Linked DNA regions of Homo sapiens: region 1 is linked to region 2. Evidence: read pairs that join two places in POLR2A ChIA-PET (ENCODE). Cell type or tissue: MCF 10A. All regions are shown on one strand. Links, peaks and the distances in the headings refer to the core of each region. The heading gives the core; the rest is flanking DNA.

Region 1 (2,804 bases), core at 150-2,649, 65 kb after region 2:
TTTAATCTCAGATTTTTTTTTAGTTCATCTGTTATATGTAAGTATACATTTTTAATGAGACAATAAATGTATAGATTGCTTTTTAAATTGCTTTATTAGCTTTAAATTTTTCCATGCAAATGGGTGAAACTACTGCTGACAGAAACTTACACTGAGTGCAAAGGCAATCTTCAAATAGAAGCTGGCAACACAAGACCCACTTGACACATGGAAATAACATAGGGTTCACAGCAAACGGATCAGTAAAGGCATATTAGGAAAATGCAAGGAAAAAGAAAACAGCGGGAATCACAGTATTAATCTCATGATAAATGGCAGGAGTCAAGGCATAAGGCAAAATTCATCATGATGGTCATGGTGATTAGAGAGCTCCCCCATAAGGATACGCAGACAATTCCTCAACTGCAGCTCCCTAAGTTTTCTTCTGATTTCTCTCATCTCCTCCATGAATATTTCCATATCATCTCCATCTCCACCCATCCCATCATTGATCTGCCTATTGGGTATGGCCCATCGAAAATTAGGGGCAAGTCGGCGAGCCTGTCCCCGTCGATTTCCTGCAGGCTGGTGGCCTTCACCTCCTCCCAAAGGGCGGTCTTCCTCTCCATTCTGCATAGGCTGCTCCATCTCTTCGTTTTCCTGGTGAATATTTGCCATGATGAGATTTTTTTTTTCTGGTTGTTTTTCTTTGAACACAAGTAAGACAAAGGCAAGGAGAGAGACTGAATGCTTGGTGCTCTGACCAGCAGGATTCAGAGCCCTGATATCAAAGGATTTTTTAATTTCGTTTTTTCCCACCTTAGAAGTTCCGCGCGTCCTCTACGGGGCCTCCAATTAAAGCCCCTCCCTCCAGCTTTCTCCCCTTACCTCCCTTCCCCCAAACCCACCATTTTTCGTTTCCCGGGATTCTTTCCCAGAGCTTTGCAGGCACCAAAATGGAGGACCGGTATAGGAGTGGGGGATGGGGTGGAGGGGGTTGGGGTCTCAGACTGGGCTTTCCTTACGTTCCGACCCCCGCCCCACCACCGTCCCTCGCACCGACCTGGGCCTATCCTTGCAGTCTCCTTCTCCTCCGGATTCTCGCCGCGAGGTGCGCCGCGGAGACACTTAGCCTCGCAGACCTGCAGTCGAGCCGGGGTGGGGGTTGTGGGGGGTGGGGGCTGCTGCAGCGGAACGCTAGCGAAGACCCGCCGCCGCCCGGCCCTTTCCGTGCTCCGAGCCCGGGCTCCCCTCGCTGCCAGCGCCCCGCGTCTCCCGCCCCCCACCCCCACCCCACCCTCGAACGCCCAGCCCCCCGCGGTGTTCGCTGTTTTCCTGCAGGGACTCGGGGGTGGGTTTCCATCGCTCTTGGTGGCTCTGCCGCCCCTGGAAACCCAGCCGCCCCTGCTTCCCCATCCCTGGGGGCCTCTGTGTTCCCAAGCATGTTGGGGTGTGGAGAAAGCTGGCGGGGACCCCCTGCGCTGTTCTGCGCCTGTCGCCGAGGTCGGTCAGCCGCTGCTGGCATGGCCGGGGCTCACGGGCCCCGGAGCCCTTACCTGCTCCGCTTTTCCCCGGGCCGAATGCCAGCCCGCCGAGCTCAGGGCAGCGGGGAGCTGGTAGCCAGACGCGAGTGACGACTGCACCGAAGGCTGCGTCGCTCTGCAGCTCTGGGTCACGTGAGGGCCGCGCGTCACCACCGAGCTCGCCCCCCAACTTGGGCGGCCAGTGCAGCAGGATCTCCCCCTTCCCCCCACCCGCCACCGCCATATGCACGCGCAAAAAACAGCCTCCCTACTCCCGTCTGCATGAGGTGCCCCAGAGCGCACAGCCCTGTCACTCTTCTCGGTCCTCTCCAATCTGAGGGCCCACAAGTGGCATCACTGCTCTGCGGTTGGAGTTTGCCCTCCTCTGGTTACCAGGGAGGGTCTGCATCATCCTCCACCACTGCCCCCTCTCACTTCAGGCCTTGGCTTTGGCCTTTTCTGCTTTCTCTCCTTTTCTACCTGGCAACATGCTTTGCGCTGCACTCCCACTTCTACCCCTTGCGTGTGCACAGCCATCAATGCCCACGTAGCCCCTGAATTCCTACCCTTCTAGAAAATTTAGAGTGAGGGCTAAGGTGGGGAGGCAGGAGGGCATTTGTCAGAAAGCGGGGCAAGGAAGTGGAGTGGACTGTATATATTTCTTTTTATTTCCTTAAAAAATCTGCATGCTTCAGAAAATTATAAATTATAAGTTTTTAATTTTGAAAGAAATGCTGGTTGGGCGCGGTGGCGTACCTGTAATCCCAGCACTTTGGGAGGCCGAGGCGGGTGGATCACTTGAGGCCAGTAGTGTGAGACCAGCCTGGCCAACATGGTGAGACCCCATCTCTACTAAAAATACAAAAATTAGCTGGGCGTGGTGGCGTGCGCCTGTAATCCCAGCTACTCGGGGGGCTGAGGCAGGAGAATCGCTTGAACCTGGGAGGCGGAGGTTGCAGTGAGCCGGGATCGCACCACTGCACTCCAGCCTGGGCGACAGAGCAAGACCCTGTCAAAAAAAAAAAAAAAAAAAAAAAAAAAAAAGGAAATGCTTTATCCTGCACAATGAAATCTCTCATTGTTTATGTTGACCTGTACCACACAAAATATTTTTTCTGGGCTCCACACAACATCAAGCCATTACTTTTGATACATACTAGCTCGTTTAAAATTTTATTTTTGGCCGGGCATGGTGGCTCACGCCTGTAATCCCAGCACTTTGGGAGGCCGAGGCGGGCGGATCACGAGGTCAGGAGATCGAGACCATCCTGGCTAATACGGTGAAACTCCGTCTCTACTAAA
Region 2 (2,804 bases), core at 86-2,585:
TCACCCAGGCTGCAATCATAGTTCACTGTATCCTCAAATTTCAAGTGATTCTCTCTCAGCCTCCCAAGCAGATGGGAACACAGGCACACAGCACCATGCCTAGCTAACTAATCACCTCTTAATTATCTCACATCTTAATACAGATTGAGCATCTCAAATCTGAAAATATGAAATCTGAAATCCTCCAATATCAGAAGCAGTTGAGTGCAAATATAACCTGCAGAAATACTCACTGGAGCATTTCAGATTTTGAATTTTTTGATTTGGGATGCTCAACTGGTAAGTATAATGCAAATATTTAAAAATCTGAAAGCTAAAACACTTCTAATCCCAAGCATTTTGAAAAAGTTATACTCAACCATACTGTAACAATGGCAATCAAATTTCAACACGAGTTTTGGCGGGGACAAACATTTAAACCACAGCATCTCATCAATGGCCCCTCAAAACTTATGTCCTTTTCACATACAAAATACGTTCATTCCATCCCAATAGCCCCACAAGTCTTAACTCGTTCCAACATCAACTAAAAAGGCCTAAGTCCAGAGTCTTATTTAACTCAACGGAAGGCATGATTCATGCTGAGGCAAATTCCTCTCCAGATGTGAGCCTGTGAAATCAAAACAAGTTATGTATTTTAAAATACAGTGGTGGAACAGGCAATGGATAGACACTCCCATTCCAAAAAGGAGAAATAGACAAGAAAAGAGGGTCCCACGTAAGTCCAAAATTCAACAGGGTGAACAACATTAAATTTTAATGCTCTAGAATAAGCTTCCTTGACCTCATGTCCCATCTCCTGGACACACTGAGGTGAAATTGGGCCCCCAAGGCCTTAGGCAGCTCTGCCCCTATGTCTTTTCTGGGCTTAGCCCACACAGCAATTCTCATAGGTTGGAGTCTCATGCCTGCAGCTCTCTTAGGCTGGTGTTGCACAGTAGTAGCCCTACAATTCTGGGGTCTCTCAGGCAGTCCACTCCCAAAATTCTACGAGGCATTGTCCCAGTGGGGACTCTCTGCAGTGGCTCTGACCCCACAGTTCTGACTGGAGAGAGCCCTGACTAAGGAAATGCCCAGCAGAACTTCCACATCAAAGCTGAGTTTCCACTGGGCATTGCCCTAGTGAGGGCTCTCTGCTTTTGCTCCACCTCTGCAACAAGTCTCTGCTTGTCCACCAAGGCTTCTGAAACATCTTTTGAAATCTAGGTAGAGGAAGACGTGCCCATACAGCTCTTGCATACGGCACACCTGCAGAGTTAGCATCATGTGGATTCCACCACAGTTTATGACTTGTACCTTCCAGTGTGGCAGGTCGAGCTGCACCTTGGCCCATTTGAGCCATGACTGGGGTAGTCAAGAAATGCTGCACTGGAATATGGGGAGCAGAAAATTGAAGCAGCCCTGGGACGTGAGTCCAAAGGTTCTAAGGTCGTCCTCAGCCTCTCTTTTTGACATATTTCCTTCACCCAGGTCTTGGCACTCAGAGCCTGTGATGGGAAGGGTGGCACTGGTAATCTCTGAAGTGACTTTGGGTTCATTCTCCCATTGTTCTGATGAATAGCCCCTGGCTTCCTTCTATCCACACCAATCTCCTTATGAAACGGTCACTTGGAAACATCCTTGGTTTCCTCTCCTGAAAGTGCTCTTTGATTCTCTACCACCTGACTAGGCTGAGAATCCTTTAAATCTCTAAGTTTTGTTCCCCACCCCACCGCCACTTTTTTTTTTTTTTTTTTGAGATGAAGTCACTCTATTGCCCACGGTGGTGTGCAGTGGTGTGCTCTTGGCTCACTGCAACCTCCGCCTCCTGGGTTCAAGCGATTCTCCTGCCTCAGCCTCCTGAGTAGCGGGGATTACAGGCATGTGCCACCTCACCTGGCTAATTTTTGTAGTTTTAATAGAGATGGGGTTTCGCCATGTTGGCCAGGCTAGTCTCGAACCCCTAATCTCCAGTGATCCACCTGCCTTGGCCTCCCAAATTGCTGGGATTACAGGCGTGAGCTACCGTGCCTGGCTCCCTTTTAATTATAAATTCCATCTTTAAATCATTTTTTTCTCTAGCATTTTACTGTATGCAGTTGAAGGAAGACACACAACATATGGAACGTTTTTTTGTTTAGATGTTTCTTTCACCGATTTCCTAGCTCACTGCTTTTCAACTATGCCGTCCACAAAGCCCTTGTGTGGGCTTGGAAACAATTCAGCCAAGTTCTTTGCCACTTTATAATGAAGATGGCCTTTCCTCCAGTTTATAATACTTTGTTCCTCATTTATATGTGAGACCTCATCAGAATGGCCTTTACTGTCCATATTTCTATGAACATTCTGATCATTACTAGAGGGTCAAAGATTTTACCAAAATATTTGTCAGGGGGAAAGTCAGGAGAGCAAAATCACCAGGTGGCCATCGAGTAAGCCCTGGAGACACAAACTCCTTATCTGAGGAATTTAGAAGTGTAACGAAGAAAGCCAAAAACACCTGGCAACCATCAAACAGGCCATTCTGAGGCAAAATTCCTTATCTGAGGAATTTAGAAGTAATTAAACTTCCCTAGTGCCTAAAGGTTCCAGGCCTCTTTCAAAAATTTTCTAAGTAACTAGAATTTCTGTACATCTCTGGAATCCATGCATGTCAAAACTCATTGTACAACCCTTGCTGACATTAAGGAACCAAAATGTCTACAAATGTAATCACTTATTATGACCTACATGGCTAATATGGTCCAAATTACACTTAAGCTCCCACTTTAAGGTCCGTAAATGCTGCATTTCTTCTGCAACATACTTTTTTTCTAATAAAACTT

Evidence for each region. Peaks named below come from ENCODE experiments on the same cell type or tissue, not always from the same donor. Only the 100,000 strongest peaks of a DNase experiment are listed, where the experiment ranks them.
Region 1: POLR2A ChIA-PET joins it to region 2 with 14 read pairs; 3 of 35 experiments call an interaction of 5 or more read pairs at or near these places.

The regions. Positions count from the first base shown.
Region 1 is chrX:103,375,345-103,378,148 of GRCh38, reverse strand. It overlaps BEX3 (brain expressed X-linked 3), which reads right to left and starts at 1,611. Exons shown (of 3, transcript NM_206917.3): 1 at 1,536-1,611; 2 at 1,043-1,121; 3 at 1-639. The coding sequence starts at 627. The coding sequence ends at 322. In MCF 10A, for the core only: no CTCF peak of the experiment used is centred there; no DNase peak of the experiment used is centred there.
Region 2 is chrX:103,440,460-103,443,263 of GRCh38, reverse strand. The region is part of intron 2 of LL0XNC01-250H12.3 (a long non-coding RNA gene); the gene reads right to left. Among named protein-coding and RNA genes, the nearest start is that of LL0XNC01-250H12.3, 37 kb to the right of the region's middle. RefSeq lists enhancers at 1,455-2,141, 2,142-2,804. In MCF 10A, for the core only: no CTCF peak of the experiment used is centred there; DNase peaks (open chromatin) are centred at 553 and 1,173.